2 separate regions of the Homo sapiens genome follow, and region 1 is linked to region 2. A link is a loop called in an ENCODE intact Hi-C map of the cell type or tissue named here. Cell type or tissue: CD14-positive monocyte. All regions are shown on one strand. Links, peaks and the distances in the headings refer to the core of each region. The heading gives the core; the rest is flanking DNA.

What was found. Peaks named below come from ENCODE experiments on the same cell type or tissue, not always from the same donor. Only the 100,000 strongest peaks of a DNase experiment are listed, where the experiment ranks them.
Region 1: it touches region 2 in a loop (2.2-fold over the local background); 2 of 110 quality-filtered maps call a loop at or near these places.

The regions. Positions count from the first base shown.
Region 1 is chr15:38,013,604-38,024,204 of GRCh38, reverse strand. It overlaps a transcript of TMCO5A not described here. Among named protein-coding and RNA genes, the nearest start is that of LINC02345, 21 kb to the left of the region's middle. In CD14-positive monocyte, for the core only: no CTCF peak of the experiment used is centred there; DNase peaks (open chromatin) are centred at 4,984 and 6,304; H3K4me3 peaks cover 366 bases; H3K27ac peaks cover 2,699 bases.
Region 2 is chr15:38,126,533-38,137,133 of GRCh38, reverse strand. No RefSeq gene overlaps it. Among named protein-coding and RNA genes, the nearest start is that of LINC01852, 59 kb to the right of the region's middle. RefSeq lists enhancers at 6,813-6,942, 7,073-7,122. In CD14-positive monocyte, for the core only: no CTCF peak of the experiment used is centred there; DNase peaks (open chromatin) are centred at 2,693, 5,833, 6,223, 7,443 and 2 weaker places; H3K4me3 peaks cover 4,113 bases; H3K27ac peaks cover 4,113 bases; H3K27me3 peaks cover 321 bases.

The DNA.
Region 1 (10,601 bases), core at 1,429-9,428, 110 kb after region 2:
AGTGGCAGCATGGTGTGTGGCAGTAGAAGGAGTGGAAAGGCAAGAAAGAGGAAAATTAAAACCAGAGACCATTGTCCCTTCTCTCCAGCTGATCAGGCCCAAGCTTGGAAAGCAGAAAAGCTGTACATTAGGATGTGAGATTAAAGTTTTGATTTTGATGAGATTGTGGTGTTTAATATCTGAAAATTGACACACTCTTTCCACAGGAGTTCCCATGTCCTAATGTCTGAAAATGACTGGAAAAGCTCTGAGATCTTTCTGGAGTAGAATACAGAATGAATGGTGATCTGGCAGAACCACTTTGAAGAGTGGTAACATGAGAGAACAGAGCTATTTCACTATTTTATATTACCTAGTCCTTTAAACATACTAAATCCTTTTCTGTAAGTTATGTTCTTGGTTTACTTTTACTTTTAAAGATAAACCCATGTGATAGTTTACTTGTGTATGGTGTGAGGTAGAGATCAATCTTTTCTCTCCTTCATCCGCCAAATGCTTTGCCAATTGTCACCTTGCATTCTCATATGTAGTAAATTAACACAAACTCTTTGCTACTCCTCGCATTGAGAGATGGGACCTAATTCCTCTCCACTTAAATCGGATTGGCCATAGTGGTCTGCTTGACCATTGAAAAGTGTCAGAAATGACTGAGGCTAGGTCATAAAATGCCTGCAACTTCATCCCAGTCCTCTTAGAATGTTTACCTTTAAAACATTCTTGGATCTCTGATCAGCATGTAAGAGGTCAAACTACTCTGAGGTTGCTATGCTAAAAAGATCATATAAGAAAACATATTGAGAGGTCTGAAGACTAACAAAGAGAGAGATGTCTGGCCAGCTCTACCTGTTAGAGCCCCCAGGGCTCATATGGAGCAGAGACTAGTCATCCCTGCTAAGATTGCAGATTCAGGAGTGAAATATTCTTGTATTTTAAGCTACTATGTTGTGAGGTGGTTTATCACTAACTGACAATATATATGTCTGCTTCTGGACTCTATTTTGTATCATGATCAATTTGTCTATTTTTGTTACTGTGCCACACTGCTTCGATTACTGTTGTAAAGCTTGAGATGTAAAAATTTTGTTTCCCAAATTTTTCTTATTCTTTTTGCACATTACATTTCCAGATGATCTTTAGACTCAAGTTTCAAAGAGCATCAACTAAAGCCACTGGGATTTTTATTGGGATTGCATGGAACTTATACAGTAATTTAAAATGAATTGGTTATTTTATACAATTGAGTGTTTTCAAGAGGAAATAGAATAATTATATTATTCAAATCTATTTGTATCTAATATAGTTTCATACTTTCTTTATATTGATTTTATATATTATTTGTTGTTTATTTCTAAAATATCATAGTTATTTTATTAAAGATTTTAAAAGGGCAGTTTTACATTTACAACAAAATTGAGAGGAAGGTATAGAGATTTCCCATATACCCCTGCCTCCACATATGCATAACCTCCCCCATTATCAACATCTCCCACCAAAGTGGTACATTTGTTACAATTGATGAACTACATTGACACATCATTATCACCCAAACCCCATAAAACTATGGATTTACATTAGGGTTCACTCTTGGTGTTGTACATTCTGTGGGTCTGGACAAATGTATAATGACATGTAGCCACCACTATAGTATCATATAGAGTATTTTCAGTGCCCTAAAAATCCTCTGTGCTCTGCCTAGTCCTCTCTTCTCCCCGTCAAACCCCTGGCAACTACTGAGATTTTTTTAACTTTTCCATAGTTTTATATTTTCCAGAATGTCATGTAGTTGGAATAATATCATATATAGCCTTTTCAAATTGGCTCCTTTCACTTAGTGATATACATTTAGGTTTCCTCCATGTCTTTTCTTGGCTTGCATTTCTTCTTTGCACTGAATAATATTCCACTGTCTGGATGTGCCAGAGTTTATCCATTTACCTACTGAAAGCCATCTTGGTTGCTTCCAAATTTTGGTAATTAAAAATAAATTCGTGTGCAGGTTTTTGTGTGGACATCGTTTTCAGCTCCTTTGGGTAAATACTAAGAAATACGACTGCTGAATGGTATGATAAGCGTATGATTAGTTTTGTAAGAAACTGGCCGGGTGTGATGGCTCACGCCTGTAATCCCAGCACTTTGGGAGGCCAACACGGGTAGATCATGAGGTCAGGAGATCGAGACCATCCTGGCCAACATGGTGAAACCCTATCTCTACTAAAAATACAAAAAAATTAGCTGGACTTGGTGGCGCTTGCCTGTAGTCCCAGCTACTCAGGAGGCTGAGGCAGGAGAATTGCTTGAACCCAGGAGGTGGAGGTTGCAGTGAGCTGAGATCGGGCCGCTGCACTCCAGCCTGGTGACAGGGTGAGACTCCATCTCAAAAAAAAAAAAAAAAGAAACTGTCGAACTACCTTCCAAAGATGTTATAGTTTTTTGCTACATTGAATTAAAAAAATTAAAAAGTTAATATTGTATATTTTAATTGAGTAATCTGTAATAAAACACGACTGATTTTTAAATTTTATCTTTTTAGATTTTTATATTGATAAGCATTTGGATATTTCAAGTGGTTCTTGTGGGGAACACTGCTATTGTCAATCAAAACCTAGTCTCCCTTTCCTTCTGGACAAATAGCTAAAACTTATTACTAAACACCCTGACTGTTAGCTCTGGCCATGTGACCAAGTCCAATAATAGATTATGAATACAAGCAATGGGGGTCACTTCTAAAAAAATCCCCCCACATGCACCCTTCTATGCATGTGATATTAAGTCCCCAGGGAATAGTGGAGCCACAAGGTGGAAATATGCTGAGTTTCTGAGTTACATCATGGAGAGCTGCACGCAGACCTGGAGCACTTTATCTAAATGAAAATAAGCTTCTTTTTAAGCAACTGGAAACTTAGTGCTCATTTGTTATAGTGGTTTAGCCTACCTTAATTAATGCTTTGGATTTTCTAGGAAGGATGATCATATCATCTGCAAACAGACATATTTTCCATTTATTATGATTTCTAAAACAAAGCTGAGTCAGGGATCTTAGTCTGTCCTTATTTTAATAGTAATGTCCCATTAAAAAGTGCTGTACTGGTAACTGCTTAGTTGCTTTGGGTTTCTGACAAGTAGGAAGTATCCATTGTTTTTTGTTTACTAATACATTTTTAAATACCCGGAATGCAAATTTGTCCAACACATTTTTGTTATCCACCTAAATAACCATGCATTTTGTATTTTTTAATCTAGTAAACAACATGAATACATTAACAGATTTCCTATTGCTGATCCATCCACAGTTTCCTGAAACCAACCTTACTAAATTAAACCAACAAAGTTTACCTAAAATTTTATTTCTCTTAAACCAAAAAGCAATACTATGATTATTTTTGTTTCTTCAGAATTTACTAGTTAACTTATTTTTATTTATTTATTTTTATTTAAAATTTCCCCCAGCTTTATTGAGGTATAATTGACAAATAAAATTATATATATTTAAGATGTTTAATGTGATGCTTTGATACACATATAAATTGTGCAATGATTACCATAATTAAGCTAATTAGCATATTCATCACCAAATTATTTTGAATTTGCTTGGCTTATTACGTATCCATTGCTATCTTTTGCAAGTCCAGGTGTCTGTAGTGGTCTCAATCACTGCCCTTTTTCCCACCTTACCTCTTATCTCCCCTTGGGTGGTACCAAGTGCTTCTGAGTTGCAGATAACTTCAGCCGGCTTGCTTCTTTTCAGGACTGGCTTCTATGTGCAGTTACATTGTACCTTTCTCTTCTTTCCCAAGTCAGTAACCATACTTCCATATATTTTCTTCCAAGGGTTCATTGAATTTTTCTCTATGAAGTTATTTCTTTCCTCCCCTCACCCTATTCTTTTACCTCACAGTTTTTCCCTTTTAAAATACATCCTGTGTTTTGATTGAAATTTAGAAAGACGAGAACAATTTATTATTTAAAACTGAAGCTCTCAAGACCAGACTGGGCAACACAGGGAGACTCCATCTCTACAGAAAATACAAAAAAAATGAAAAAAATATATTAGCCAAGTATGGTGGTGCATCTGTAGTCCTACCTACTCCAGAGGCTGAGGTGGGAGGATCACTTGATCCCAGGAGTTTGAGGCTGCAGTGAGTTATGATTGTGTCACTGCACTCCAGACTGGGTGACAGAGCAAGGTCCTGTCTCTAAAAAAAAATTTTTTTAATTACATTTAATTTATCAAAAAAAAAAACCTCTGATGCTGTACATGTCATTATACATTTGTCCAAGTCCATAGAACCACAGCTGGGCATGGTGGCTCAAACCTGTAATGCTAGTGCTTTGGGAGACAGAGGCTAGAGGATTGCTTGAAGCCAGGGATACAGGACCAGTTTAGGTAACAAGGCAAGACCCCGTCTCTATGAAATTAAAAAAAAAAAAAAATTAGCCAGACATAGTGGCACTGCCTGTAGTCCCAGCTACTCAGGAGGGTGAGGTGAGAGGACCACTTGAGTCCAGGAATTTGAGGCTGCAGTGAGCTATGATTTTACCACTGCACTCCAGCCTGAGTGACAGAGTGAGACCCTGTGTCTTAAGAAAATAGTGAACTCTAGTATAATGTACCACTCTAGTGGGGGATGCTGACAGTGGGGGAGGTTGTGAATGTGAACGGGTAGGAGGAATATGTGACTTCTCTGTACTTTCAACTCAATTTTGTTACAAACCTAAACCTGTTCTAAAATGTAAAGTCTATTTACAAAAAAAAGGAAAATTGAAACTTCTGATAAACTGACCTATATTTTCCTTAGAAGAATTAACCAGAATTTGTATTATCCCATCCATGCAAAATAAATATTCTAGTTAGCTTTTACTTCCCTTTTCCTTGTTACTTGAGATTGAAATTACTAAGAATTTTAGTTCCAGATTGCTTCAGTTTTAGAAATATTATTAACTTCTATTTTAGTCATCTTTTTCCTAACAGTGCCATTAAGTTTCACAACATTATCTGCAATCATTTTGACTCAAGGATTTTACTGATTTCTTTGCCCACTACTATTTTATTGGTTTAGTTTCACATCTTCCTCTTTCTTGAATTCTTCACTATGATTTATTTTTCATTTTACAGAAGTCATTCTGGGGGCTCTTTTATTTCTCTCTCAGAATATATGGGTGGTATACTATCTGAGTCATTGCATATCTGAAAATATTCTTTACCTCCATACTTAGTGATAATTTTGATTGCATATTGAATTTAAGGTTTAAACTACTTTTCCACATAACTTCATAAACAGAGCTCCATTGTCTTTTAACATCTAGTGTTGTATGTAAGAAGTTCCATGCCCATCTAATTTTCATTTCTTATGCATAAATTGTTGTGTTTCTCTGGAAAATTAAAATATTTTAATTTTAATCCTGGATTTTGAAATCTGTATGTAAAAAAAAAAATAACATTACTGCTCTTCACTTACTGAACCCTTTTAATCTGAAGATAGAAAACTTTAGATCAGGGAAATTTTCTTTATTATTTCTTTGATTATTGCTTTCATTCATTTTCTCTATTTTTTTCGTTCTTCATCTCCTGTTACTATATGTGGAATTTTTTAGACCTATCTTCCATATCATTTATCTTTAATCATTTACATCTCTTTTTTTTGCCAGTTGGGTAGAATTCTATTACTTGTTTTTACAGGCCAACAATTTTTATTAATCTATTTTCATTCTACTATTTTGCCTCCCACTGAAATTTTACTTTTAAAGTCATGTTTTTAATTTCTAGAGTGCACTTGTTCTCCAATGGCTTTCTTTTTTGAAACCAGATTTCTTCATTTTACTAATTAATGGCCACTTAACTCTCTCTGAGGACAATAATTTTAAAAATTTCTTAAAGTTGTCTCCTATTTCTTGCTTTAACGCTCTTTACTTAGAGTTAAGTCTTCAGCTTAGTTATGTTGGTGCCCTTCTCTTAGCCTGTTGACTTTCTTCTTTGTTGTCTATTACTGTTTACCAGTAAAGGCTTGCCTTGATTAACGATGGTATCAAGTGTGGGTTTCTTCAGAATTTGTGAATGTCACTGATACACAGCCCTAAGCAGGTGTATTAGTCCATTTTCGCACTGCTATAAAAAACTACCTGAGACTGGGTGACTTATGAAGAAAAGAGGTTTGACTTATAGTTCTGCATGGCTGGGGAGGCCTCATGAAACTTACAGTTGTGGCAAAAGGCAAAGGGGAAGCAAGGCACATCTTCCCATGGCAGAGCAAGAGAGAGAGAGAGTGAAGGGGGAAGTGCCACACGCTTTCAAACAACCAGATCTCATGAGAGCTCGCTCACGATCACAAGAACAGCAAGGGGGAAGTCCACTCTCATGATTCAATCACCTCTCGCCAGGCCCTGCCCCCAACATACAGGGACTACAATTGGAGATAAGACTTGGGTGGGGACACAGAGACAAATCATATCTGCAGGCCTCCTTGCTTTTCAGATGACTGCCTGCGGTGCCCTCTGAGTACCCTTACTCAGATGCAGTGAGTAGGTGGGCACTTCTAAAAGCTGTGTTTTCTTCTAGGATGTTTTAATGGTAAGCAGACTGACAGAATAGGAGCCCCTCAACTGAGGAAGCAGGAACTTCTTATGATGAAGACAATGCTTTAAAAGCCTTTCCTGTACCACTGAGTGCTTTTTTCCTTTTCCTTTTCTTCCATTATACCGATCTAAATTTGAACAAGGCACAGCCATTTCTCTGGCTCCTCTCCGGCAGGCAGGTTACCATTTTTGTTAGGGAGTTGCTTTGCACAGAGCAGGATTCTGGCCCAGCTCCTGCCATATTTCTAAGACCCCACGCACTCCCATGCTTCCATGACCCACTCCTGCTTCTCGGAGATTTAAACTTTTCTGAACTCCGTTAGGAAACCAAACTATGCACTCCTCCATCACCCCTCCTTCTTTACTAGTATTAGGAGGCAGAAGTTTTGGCAATTAACTTATAAATTAATTTGATTCTATATGCTTTTATAATATCCAGAAATTCCTTAAGTTTCTGGTCATTTGCAGAAGGTTTCATTGCTTTCACAGGTGCTGTATATTTATTAGTATTTTTTTATGTCAGTGAAATTTTAGTGGAAGCAATGCAAAGAAAAAAACTTGAACTCAGTCCACTATCTTCAGTGGAAGACCCCTGGCCATATAAATACAGCCGTATCCTCTCTCTCTCTGTCTCTCATTCTGTGTCTCTCTTTCTTGCACTCTGTCTTTGTGATCCAGTGTTCATAATCTGTTCTTTAGAGGTTTAAATAGTTGGAAAAAAAAAAGCCTAGGTCAGGGTGTCTAACCCCTATGGTATGACAACAACAGCAACAACAAACTTTATTCTTTTCTCCTACTAGTAGTTATGGGTGTGAATAAACCCAGATAAACTTTTTGACAGTGTTAAGGCAAGCGGCAGAGGACACAGTGGTCAGAAAGGGAGGATTATAGGGTGATATTTCCAAAAATTTAAAGCAGGAGCATTCCATAATTTCCATTATAACTTAGGCCTTATTATATACCTTTCCTTTGTGCTTGGGGACTAGACTTTGCCCAGGCTGAAAGTATAACTGACCACTGCTCATTTCTGCGGCTCTGGAAGTTACCGTAGGTGCTTGATCCTGAGATGGCTCATGTATTCACTGGTGTTTGAGCAGAGATTGAACTCCTTTGCCATTTAGTCTTGCACCAAATCAGCACCCCTCAAATCATCCATCTTTTAGGACCACTGGATTATCTGTCTTAGGCTGGTTAATTTACTTTCAAGTTACCTTGGGAGTTCATGAGGAGTCCCCATTGCCCACAGAGCCTGATACAGTGGCTACACTGACAGGTTTTCGATTGCTCATAAGTGGCACAAATATTCTTGCTGGTCTTAATCTTCACTTTTCACTGTTATTGGCAATGGGCTAATATAAATTCCTTTTTCATTTCTTCATAATCCCATTAAAAAATAGACTTTATTTTTTAGAGCAGTTTTAGGTTCACAGCAACATTGAGCAGAAGGTGCAGAGATTTCCCATATAGCCCCTGCCTCCATACACACATAGCCTCCCCCATTATCAACACCCCCCACCATAGGGGTGCATTTGTTACAACTGATGAACCTACATTGACGTCCCAGTATCATCCGAAGTCCGTAGTTTACATTTGGGTTAACCCTTGGTGTTGTACATTCTGTGGGTTTGGATGGATATATAAAATGACACACATCTACTGTTACAGTATCATGCAGAATAATTTCACTGCCCTAAAAATCCTCTATGCTCTGCATATTCATCCCTTCCTTCCCCCAACCCTGGGCAGCCACTGATGCTTTTACTTTCTTCATAGTTTTGCTTTTTCTAGAATGTCATATAGTTGAAATCATATAGTAAAAAGCCTTTTCAGTTGGGCTTCTTTCACTTGGTAATATATGTTGAAGATTCCTCCATCTCTTTTTATGACTTGATAGCTCATTTATTTTTATCACTGAATAATAAATAGTCCATTGTCTGGATGTACCATAGTTTATTTATACATTTACCTACTGAACGCCATCTTGGTTGCTTCCAAGCTTTGACTGTTAAGAATAATGCTGTGACAAACATCTTTGTGAAAACACCTTTTGTGTGGACATAAGTGTTCAAATTTTTGGGTAAATACCAAAGAATATGATTTATAGATTTTATGATTAGGGTATGTTTAGTTTTGTAAGAAACTGCCAAAGCATATTCCAGAATGGCTGTACCATTCTGCATTCCCACCAGCAATGAATACAGTTCCTGTTGTTCCACATCTTTTAGCACTTGGTGTTGTCAGTGTTTTGAGTTTTGGCAATTTTAATGGTATTAATTTAATATCATTAAATGGTGGTTAGTGGGTATTCGTATCTTATTGTTTCCTAGTTGCATTTGACTTTCTGTCCTCTAATTGGAAAGTTCCTGTGATGGTTAATACTGTCAACTTGATTGGATTGAAGGATGCAAAGCATTGATCCTGGGTGTGTCTATGAGGGTGTTGCCAAAAGAGATTAACATTTGAGTCAGTGAGCTTCGGAAGGCAGATCCACCCTTAATCTGGTGGACACAATTGAATCAGCTGCCAGCAAATATAAAGCAGGCAGAAAAACATGAAAAGGAGAGATAGGCCTAGCCTCGCAGTCTACATCTTTCTCATACTGGATGCTTCCTGTCCTCTAACATCGGACTCCAAGTTCTTTAGTTTTGGGACTTGGACTGGCTCTCCTTGCTCCTCAGCTTGCAGATGGCCTATTGTGGGACCTTATGATTGTGTAAGTTAATACTTCATAAACTCATATATATATATATATATATATATATATATATATATATATATATAATCTTTCTCCTATTAGTTCTGTTCCTCTAAGAGAACCTTGACTAATACAGTGTCTTTTCCTTTAGGATCTTTAAGTGACTTAGAATTAATTATGCATTCAACTTTCTCTACTGCCATATACTGAGAGGCAGAAGGAGAGTACAGGGAACATAGAAAGAAAGGGAAACACATTAAACAATTTTAGTCTTGTGGGGTAGAACTTGCGGGGGTAGAACATGTGTGCACACACGCACTGAATGCCATTTTCACCTCTCTCTATCAATTCAGAAATCCCTCTAACTCTTGGAAGACAATTGAAGTAGCTACAGAGAGATTGGTATACCTAATGGTTTGCAGGAAGCTTATGTCATTAGTTCTAGCAAATTCATAAGCTAAAGTATTTCTATTTTATTTTTGAAGAAATTAGAAGGAGGGTTAAAGTTGAGGAAACAAAATTTTCTTGAAATTAAGAATGGGGAGCTGAAGGGAAATCAAGTGTTTGTAATCGATCGTATCTTGGTGTCTTGAAAGCCAGGGTCAGAGCAGGGAGGTTTTGAAATTCTTTTAAATGACAAAATGTACACGAAGCAAAACTAGGTAATATCCAAGAGACTTTAATTTTAGGAAGGAGTATATGATAGAAAGAATAATGGCCTCCCAAAGATATCTATGCCTTAGTATCCAGAACCTATGAATATATTACCTTACATGGCAAAAAAATATTTTGCAGGTATGATTAAATTAACTATCTTGAGGTGAGGGAATTATTCTAGATGATCCTCATGGACCCAATGTAATTGCAACAGTCCTTAGAGGGAGGCAAAATGAACAAAGTCAGATAATGTGAGGACAGAAGCAGGGGTCAGAGAGCAGAGAAGATGATACACTGCTAGCTTTGGAGATGAAAGAAGGAGTCATGAGCCAAGAAATGCAGTTCACCTTTAGAAGCTAAAAATAGAAACAGATTCTTCCCTAGAGCCTGCAGAAGGAATGCAGCCCAGCAGACCCATTTTTGATTTCTGACCTCCAGAGCTGTAGGAAAATAAATTTGTATATAGTTTTAAGTCACTAAATTTATGATAATTTGCTATAGTAACAGTATAAATTGAATCCAGATTATCTTAGTGATTGGTATCAGGAAAAATAAAATAGAAAAAATTATTTGCTATTTTAAATTATCACATGTTGAAGTAATAGAGTGGCTCATTGGGTCTATCAAACTCAAAATGTTCCATAGACTGGATTAAGAAAAGTGAAGCAATACTAAGGTG
Region 2 (10,601 bases), core at 1,684-9,683:
ACGTATGTTTATTGCAGCACTATTCACAATAGCAAAGACTTAGAACCAATCCAAATATCCATCAATGATAGACTGGATTAAGAAAATGTGGCACATATACACCATGGAATACTATGCAGCCATAAAAAATGAAGAGTTCATGTCCTTTGTAGGGACATGGATGAAATTGGAAATCATCATTCTCAGTAAACTATCGCAAGAACAAAAAACCAAACACCGCATATTCTCACTCATAGGTGGGAATTGAACAACGAGCACACATGGACACGGGACGGGGAACATCACACTCTGGGGACTGTTGTGGGGTGGGGAGAGGGGGCAGGGATAGCTTTAGGAGATATACCTAATGCTAAATGACGAATTAATGGGTGCAGCACACCAGCGTGTCACATGTATACATATGTAACTAACCTGCACATTGTGCACATGTACCCTAAAACTTAAAGTATAATAATAAAATTTAAAAAATAAAAATAAAAAAAGAAACAAATATTTTATTCCAGTCTGTGACTCTTCTTTACATCTTAACAGTGTGTTCCAAGGAGCAGACATTGTTTATTTTGATCTTGTATGCTGCAATTTTTCTAAAATTACCTGTTAGTGTTAGTTGTGTTTCTGTAGATTTTGTGGGATTTTCTTTATAGGTAATCATGTTGTGCATTAATGAAAACAGTGTTCTTTCTTTCCTTCCAATCTGGATGTGTGTTTTCTCCTTGCTTTATTGTACTGACTAGAAACTCCAGTATAATATTGAATAGCAATGGTAAGAATGGACATTTTTGCTTTGTTCCTTATCTTAGGGGAAAAGCATTCAATTTCATACTATTAAGTATGTTAGCTATATACTTTTCATAGTTGCCCTTTCAGGTTGGGAATATTTCCTCTATTCCTAGTGATATGGTTTCGAACTGTATCTCCACCCAAATCTCATGTTGAATTGTAATCCGTAATGTTGGAGGTGGGGCCTGATGGGAGGTAATTGGATCATGGGGGTGGTCCTTGAATGACTTAGTACCATCCCTTTGGTGCTATTCTCATGACAGTGAGTGAATTATTGTGACATCTGGTTGTTTAAAAGTGTGCAGCAACTTCTCACTTTCTCTCTCTTGTTCCTGCTCTGGCCATGTAAAATGTGCCTACTTTTCCTTGACCTTCTGCCATGATTGAAAGTTTCCTGAGGCCTCTCCAGAAGCTGAGCAAATGCCAGCATCATGCTTCCTGTACAGCCTGTGGATCTGTGAGCCAATTAAACCTCTTTTCTTTATAAATTACCCAGGCTCAGGTATTTCTATATAAAAATGCAAGAACAAATGAATACACCTAGTTTTCTGAAAGTTTTAATTAAGTATGTGTTTTGGAGTTTATTAAGTGCTTTTATAGATGTATTGGAGCAGTCTTTTAAAAAATTCTGTTTATAGGGTTAATCACATTGATTGATTTTCAGACGTTAAACCAAGCTTGCATTCCTGGGATGTATTATTTGAAATATATTGCTGGACTTGATTTTATACAATCTTCTTAATTTTGTGCCAATGAGAATTATCGAGAGTAGTTTTCTTTATGCTTTTACCTCATTTTGGTATCAGGGCAATGCTGGTCTTATAGAATAAATTGGGAAGTATTTCATCTTCAATTTTCTGGAAGATTTTATATAGAATTAGTTTTTTTTTTATTAAGTATTTGGTAGAATTCCCCAATGATCTTGGCTTAGCGTTTTCTTTATGGAAAGGCTTTTAGCTACAAATATAAGTGCTTTAATAAATGTAGGACTATTCAGCTTATCTATTTCTCTTGAGTGAGCTTTAGCGTATGTATTTCAAAGAACATATCTAGTTCATTTAAGTAGTCAAATTTATTGGCTTAAAATTATTCTAATATTTCCTCATTTCCCTTTTAATATCTGTACAATCTGTAGTGATATACCCTCTCTCAATCCTACTATCAGTAATTTTTGTCTTCTGTCTTTTTATCCTCAATTTGGCTAGAGGTTCATCAATTTTTATTGACCTTCTCACAGATAATTATGATACTCAAATGCCCTCTTGATTCCCCCGTTTCTTACTGTAACTCTAGTTCCCACATCTGGAGTCTCCATACAACAAAAAAGGCTGGTCTTTCTTCAAGTATAAAATTCAAACTCAGGGTCACATGTAAGACTTTCTCTAATATTCTGCAACTGCTTATGTGCCAGTCATAATAAAATACTTGTAGTTTTCTTGGTACACCAAAAATGTAATGTCTTTGTGTTTCTGCATATGTTGTTTCCATTAAGGAAAATACCCTCTCCCTTTTTCCTCTTTCCCTAGCTCTTGATCATTCTTTAATATTCAGTTTAAGGATTACTTTTGGGTAGCATGGCTTCTTTGGCTGCCTCCTACCTTGCCACTCAGTGTTTTCATAGCACCCTTGCATATGGCTCCATAGAACTTACTATGTTTATATTATTGATATTCTGTTTACTCATATGTGTCAATCTAAGATAACAACAGAGAGAATTCCTATCGATAGAAATGAATTCAATTGGGAATAAACAGGGGGTTAAAACTCATGTTATGACAAATCATAGGCATGTCTGGAGAGGCTGGGATAAGGAAAAACTCTTAAAGGCAAAAAGAAGAAGTACACATAAGCTGCTTTGAAACAAACGTCATTGGCCACAGGGACCTGCTGCAGGAGCTGATGTTAACTCATTGGTGAAAACAGCCATTGCTAGGCAACTGTTCTTGTGAGGGTGGCTGATCTGAAAAGTTGCAGTCTTGAGGAACTTTTTGCAATGAGCCAGATGAGCAGAGTGTGTAGGAACTTCTTGGGCAGAAACAACTGCTTCACTCGTCTTATTTATTTATTTATTTATTTTTGAGACTGGGTCTTGCTCTGTTGCCCAGGCTGGAGTGCAATGGGCAATTATAATTCTTGGGCTCAGGCAATCCTCCTGCCTCAGCCTCCCAACTAGCATGAACTACAGACATGCGTCACAACACCAGGCTAATTTTTAAATTTTTTTTGTAGAGATGGACTCTCCTTACGTTGCCCAGTCTGGTGCCTCACTTATCTTTGTATCCTCGCTGCTCAGGTCTATGTCATAGAACTAGTGATCAATAATGAGCCAATATTAGGCAGTACTGTTTAGTCTGTTGATTCTTAAAGTGTGATCCCTGGATCAGCAGCATCAGCATCACCTGGTTGAACTTGTTAGCGCTATAAATTATGTCCCATCCAGCTTGACTGAATCAGAAACTCTGGAGGGGAGACACAGCCATCTGTAGTTTAAAAAACTCTCCAGGAGACTCTGATGCCTGATAGAATTTGAGAGTAATTGGTTGAGTAGTGAGAAAATGACTGTAGAATCAGTGAGGCCTGGCTTAAATACTGTCTCTGTCACCTTTAAACTCTTTGACCTGAAATAACTTACTTAACATTTTTAAAGCCTCAGGTTTTTATATATAAAAAGGGGGTAGTAGGAGCTGTTTTATGACTGCTTAATGTTTAAATTAAATAATATAGCTAAAGCGTCTAGTATAATAATTGTCCCATGATATGTGCTCAATAAATGATAACCATAAACAATAATAATAATAATGATACCCATATATAATAATTTCCAGTTGATGGAAGTGGAAGACTGCTTTTGGCAGTCTCTCTGGATATTGTTTTGATTATACATAGAATAAAAAAAGTTACAGGGAAGTATAAAAAAATCCTTAGAATCAAAATATTGTAAGAAATGGCAAACAGAATCAACAAGAAAAAGGAAAGAAAAGAAAAATGATCAAGAGAGATAAATTTATTATGAGAGGATAAAATTCCAATGAAATTATTTGAAAATGTGGTACCTATATTTTGCAATACAATTCACAAGTTTTTTGCTTGGTTGAAAATAGAGACTTGGACATATTCAAAGTTTGAGTGGTATTTAATTTGCAAATTATTATCTTTTTTTATTTATAAGATTATTATTGAGCACCAACCACAGAGTAGGCTTGGTGGTAGATACAGAAATACAGAGATAAAGGACAGAGTATTCCTCACCTAAACTAAGCTAAGCTCAAGAGTCTAGTGGGACTTACCAGACACTACCAGGGTGATATCTAAAACAGGTCAGGTGATTTTTTTTTTTTTTTCAGACACAGTTCAAGCGATTCTCCTGCCTCAGCCTCCCAAGTAGTTGGGACTACAGGTGTGTGCCACCACGCTAACCTAATTTTTTTGTGTTTTTAGTAGAGATGGGATTTCACCATGCTAGCCAGGATGGTCTCGATCTCCTGACCTCTTGATAAGTGATTATTTCTTTAGGATTTTAAATAATTTATAATGGGAGGGATACAAAGAGGGAAAGCTAGATGAGCAGCTAAGATGGCCGTCAGTGTTTAGTGTGTCTGTGAACAAAGAGAAAGAGATTGTCTTCAGCATCAGCATTCCTTAAGTGGGCATTTCTCCTGGAATTTGTAGCCCTGATTTTGTTGAAGGTTTCACCAAGCCAGATCCATTGAAAAACTGTGTTTATTACTTTGGTTTTTCAGGGTAGAATTTCAAATTTGGTTTGATGCTCCAAATGTGTTGGTGATCTATACATTCAAGGCAGTGTGCTAGGTGCTGGGGGTACCAAAGATGAACAAAATGTAATCTTTGTCCTGAAAGAGTTCAGTGTCTACTGAGATAGATGCATATACTCTTAACAACGGTGTATTTTATAGCACTTTATAGTCAAAAAACACTTTCACGTAAATGATCTTAATTGGTCTTCACAATAGCCTAATGAAGTAAGTAGAGTCAGTATTGTCAGCCCATTCTACAGATAGACAATTAGATTAAAAACAATGCCTATTGTTTGTCTGGAGATTTACACTATGTTAACTCCATCCTCTATGTTACTGTCCTTAGGCAATCAATCAACAAGGTTTGTTGATTCTATCACCTACATGTCCCTGTAATTTCTCTCACTATTTCCACCACCACTGCCTTAGTTGAAATAAGTTCATCCTTCCTTGCCCAGGCTATTTCAATAACCTCCTAATTGGTCCCCCTGCCTACAATTTCTACCCACTCCAATCTGCCACAGAATTATCTTTCAAAAACAGCAATGATCATACCACTCAGCTGAAAAATTCTTGCTGGCTCCTCTCTCCACCAACATATGCATGGCATAAAGGCACTTCACAAGGCTCCCCCAATAAAAACTTCAAACCTTACCTCTTGATGTTGATCAACCCTGCCCCCTTGCTAAATACACACAGACTAGATGCTCCAGCTACACTAAACTTATCATATTTTTTCAACCCAATGATTGTTGAATATGAGTATCTACCAAACATTGCATGAGACTTGCTCATATTAACATTTTTAAAACCCAAAATTCAAATTAAACTGGCCATCCTGCTTTTTTCTTTGTTAAATCTGAGAACTCTAGTTCCTACAGACCTAAAATCCAGCTCTTATACCCCCTGGCCATTAAGCACTACCGCATGTGCAGTATCTAGTGACAACCAAGGCTGAAATTCCCACCCTGCCTTCATGGAACTTCCAGATGAGCAGAGAAGGTACAAAAACTATTTCTAGAATTGATATTTAACACTCAAAGCCTACATGTTTTTGATAAACATTGACGTGGTAAACTACAGGCCCAAGGACATGTCATGTACTCATCACATAGGAGAAAATAAATCCAAAACATTTTTTCAGTTGCCTAATGATAAGAATATATTGAAGGCAGTCTGAAAAGCTTAGTTGAAAATGTCTCGGTTACACTTTTACTCAAACTACTACAATATTGAGATCAGCGTAACCTTGGTCAAATTGCTTAACTCTTCTGTACTTCCTTTTAAAGTGTGCACGGGGGAGAGAATGGGGCAAGAGTAGGAGGGTAACCAAACTCTCTTGCCTAATGAAATGACTGTCAAGCTAAACGTGTAATATTAATATGTATTCAGACGAGGGCAGAGGCAAAAGTCAGGCGAGGAGCATTAATTAACAAGTTTTCAGTTCTTGTTGCAGAATGCACAAACCTGGAATTGGAGCCAGGAGATTGCAAAAATGATTCCAGATCTGCATGGTAACAATTTAGACTGACTTCCACTCCTGCCTGAAATTTTGCAGCAGAGGAAGTTCTTTCCCTGGCCGTCTGCCTTCCCCCGCCTCCTCCATCCCCCAGTACCTCAGGCCTCTCACTCCCCACATCTGTTTCCAAGCCAGAGAGCTTAGGGTCACAGCATGGCGCAATAAGCAGCATTAGCAGGCAGCATGAATCAGTGGCAAACCTTTGATTTTAATCCCTTGCCTCTCCTAGAGAGGAAGTGTGGTCTAGTGGTTAACCCACTGAAAAAGCAGCTAGAAGGCAAAATTCCTGGTCCTCTCCATGCCCTTGTTCTATTCTTATTGGGACACGCTGCCTGTCAAACATACTTTTTTTTTTTTTTTTTTTTCCAGCGTCCCTCTACTACATTATTCCCTCAACTGGCTTTATCATAAAACACATGCAGGAAACTGGTTAAACAATTCCTTAGCCTTATTCCAGAATCTCCCAGGGAAAGGCCTGGGAATCTCCATTTTTAACAGTTACTACAGATGAGTCTTTATAATCAGCCTCAGCTCATCTGTATGCCCGTTATACGTCACACCAGGCGAAGAAGAAGCAAGCTTTAAAGGAAACCTAGCCAGGGAACTGAGGCGAAAAGAGTGTATCTACAGAACGATTTGCTTTTACAAGCCCATGTGAGAAAGACGAAAGAGTAGGACAAGGAGATCCGGACTCTAGTTCTGGCTCTGTGTTTCCAGATCTGTGCGAGCATGGACAGGTCAGTGAAACTCCCCTGGTGGCATTCTCATCATCTTAAAAATAAAAGTGATTAGATCATCTCTTTCAGTTCTGTGATTCAATGAATTATTTCTGTGATTTCACAGAAATGCCAAGATGGGCTCAGAAAATCTCTTTTCCTGAAAATGACAGCGGGTGCAGTCACGGAGGTGTGGGCTGACTTGTTTGGGGTTGTGGGAAGACAATGGAGACAAGTGGCAGCCGGGAGGTTTGGGGCCATGGCCGCAAGGAGATTTCTCCCCTCCCTTCTCTCTTAAGGCTCTGCAGCTGGCCTACTTATGCAAAGGCTTTGGTTCCTCTTTCCTTTTTAAAAGCTTTTCTGATTCGTACATTCCCCTGAGGAGCAGAGATTCATCATTTTGCGGAGAACTTGCACACGCTTTCCTGAAAGGAAGAAAGGAGGGAGGGATGGGAGGGGTTGGGTGGATTAGTGAGTAGGCTAGGGTTGGTTGCCAAAGAAATGAGTCTCTCCATGTGTGATAAACATATAACCATCACATTGTTGGCTCTGAATATGCCCAGCAAAACCCTTTGTCCCACTTCCACAATGCCTAGAAGTGTGTTCTCGTTAGTGGACTGGACATCCGCCTACGCATCTGTCTCTGGAGCATTTGGGCATTCTTCCACCCCAGAACAAGTGGGGGTGAGTGAGGAGAAGGAGGAGTGAGTCATGACTGTAGGAAAAGGATGTCTTATGAAGCCAACGCAGAACTAGCTTCCTAGAAACATCATGACAGGTCCCATAAAGCCCACGTTTGGTTCTAATTATAACATGCCCACATTTGAGCATTTTTACAGTTTTCCCATGGTAACAACAGGGTTTCTGAGGAAGAGGACTTTGACTCAAATGTGCTCTATATGTCTAATAGTGTGAGCTGGTTGGACTAAAAAAAAAAGCAGTTATTTTTGCTATTTTACAAAGGAGATACTACTGGCTTGTCTATGCCTATTAACACAGCTATAAATGGGGGATAAGCACATGATATAAATAGGTCAAAATGAGCCAGATAAAATTTAAAAGATATTTTTTAAAGGCCAGGATGAGCAATGTAAACAAAATCAGAAAAAAATAAAAATCTTAAATAAGTGGAATTTGTTTTCCCCCTCAACTTGTGACAAATGGCAAGCTAAAAATAAACAAATAAGCAAGGATTTATTTAAAAAGCAACTTTGGAAGGACGCTTTGAACCATTTAATTCTGGCTCCATAGGCTACACATTCTGATCCTATTAAACCAGGACTGCTCTTTCTGGAGACGATCATAAAGCAGAGCACACATCTTTGAAAAATCAAGTTATGTTCAAGCATGATTTTAGTACCATGTGTTATTTTATTTTATTTACAAAATCTTTGAAAATGGCTAATTCTGAGAAAGTTATTCACAATCATTTGAAATTATATCTTAGTCCTTTGTTATTTTAGACAAATGAACATTTTATTTTTTGAATTAATTCTTTCCTATTTTTTATTATTTAGATACCAGAGATACTAGCCAGAACCTAGGAGACTGGAGTGAAAACCCTTTCTTCCTTTAGTATGAGGGATTCCAGGCTGGAATAACTAGATCTAGGAGACATCATGAGGCAAGAGGGATTTCCCAGGCTACGCTGGAGACAGAGCTGAGGAATAGTGTGTACTCCTGCGTGAAGCCGGCTTGGAGCTGGTTGGAATTTTTTTTTTTAACTCTCTGCAAAGCTGGCATATGTGGCATTTAGAAAAGGAAGAGAAATTCTGCCTATCCATTTTGCAAGATTATCAAATGAGACTTTACTCTGTAAATCTCAGCAGTTATGAAAGTTGGCATGGTTTTTAAACCCCACCACAGGAAGTGGTGATGATCAGAAAACATGTTGGCCATGTTTTGAAATTTTCCAGAAGTATAAGAGATTCTCTTCCTGTATAAATAATAATGACCTCAGGTTTAGTAACTTCTTAGGAAATGATTAAGGCAAAAAGATACATACCTTCCTCAATTTTAGTTTCTTCAGATAAATCCTTGGAATTTTGTATGATAAATTCAGGAAGTTTATTATGGTTTATTTTCATGACAAATGAAGAAATATTAACATGTGCTTGTTTTCCCCCATTTTAAGCATATTTACTTATTTTTACAACAAAATGCCCTCTTACCAAAATTTGGGCTAGAGCAGTAATGTTTTGAGGTGGGACCCCAATATATTGTGGATATTATAGTTGTTGATCAAAGTAATCAGTTGGCATCTGGTGAAGCAAAATATAATAGCTAATTTTTGTATAACGTATATAGCTTACTATGTGCCAGGCACTGTTTCCAGTACTTATAAAAATTGCCAGTATTGTAGATAATCCTCAAAACCACCTTGATTCCCATTTACAGATGGAAAAACAGAGGCACGGATAGGTTATGTAACTTGCCCTGGGTCACCAGATGATAAGAGAAGGAGCTGGGCTACAACTCTGGTAATGTGTTTCATCAGTCCAACCTCTTAATCACCATGTGATATTACCTCTTTGAAAAACTACCAAGAGCCCATTATAGAAAACAGAGCTGAGAGGAATGCATTTAAAAGACTCAAATTCTTGAAACTTAGTCTCAAACACAGACAAGCACTTTTTGAGAAATAGTCAGTAAGAGGAATATGCTTCTAGTGTCAAGAAGAGGAGTTCTTTGGCATGACTGTAGACACCTAAGGTCTTAGATATTGCTTGAATGAGTCATAAGAGGACAAAGGCCATTACTTCATCTTCTTTATCAACTGAAATATCATCCTTATGAAGTATCATAAAAGTGTACTTCCTGTCTATAAGGAACTTGTGGTTTGATAAGATAAAGGTAATTGTTGACATTTGATAAGCCCTTGTTGCAAAACTGCTGTAGATAGGGCATGTAAAAGTGAATAAGCCATCATGCTTGTTTTCAAGGTGGCTGCAGCCTGGATGGGAGATGGATAGTCACCACTGGGTGTGGTAGATGTCATGGCAGGTGGAAGAGAAGGAGTCTGTGAGAGCAGCAGGAGGGGCTCCAGCCTACGCAAGGGATTCCAGGATGTCTTCCCCAAGGACATAGTGCCTGACTGAAGTCCTTCAGAATGGTTTCCCCCCATTTCCACATCGCTCTTCCCTTCTCATCCATATCTGAATTTATAAGTAGTAGCTGTAAATACATGATCTGTTCTTATTTCCTACTCATATGTCTTCCTTCCCACTTACCTCCCAGGTTAGATGCTTGGATCAAGCTCAGCAGAAAAGAGCTAAGAAGCATTGGAGTAGGACAGCTGAATGCCTGGGAATAGATAATTTTTGCATCTGATGCACCCTATCTGTTTGGAGACCACACTACCTTAGCATTCTATGCAGATGGATCTCCTGGCTACTGACCACTTACCTGAGCTTCTTTTTCTTCTTTCTTTTTTATATTGCACATTGTAATTGTACATATTTATGAGGTATATATAATTTAATGTGTACATATATATGTTTTATAATGATCAAATCAGATATTTAGCTTATCCATCACTCATATATTTATCATTTCTTTGCTGTGAGAAACTTCAAAAGTCTCTCTTCTAAGCTATTTTGTAATATACAGTGGCTTACTGTTAACCATCATCACCCAAATGTGCAATGAAACACCAGAACTTATTCCTTCTATCTTATTCTAACTTTGTACCCCTGAGCTTTCTGTTAGTGTTGAGATTTCCTCTAATTTTACCTTCGTTTGCTTCTCGTTTCCCCATATATTCACATGATCTGATTTCTGCTTCCTTGCTTAGTTCCTGTCTCTCTGCTAACTCTAACCTTTGATTTATGT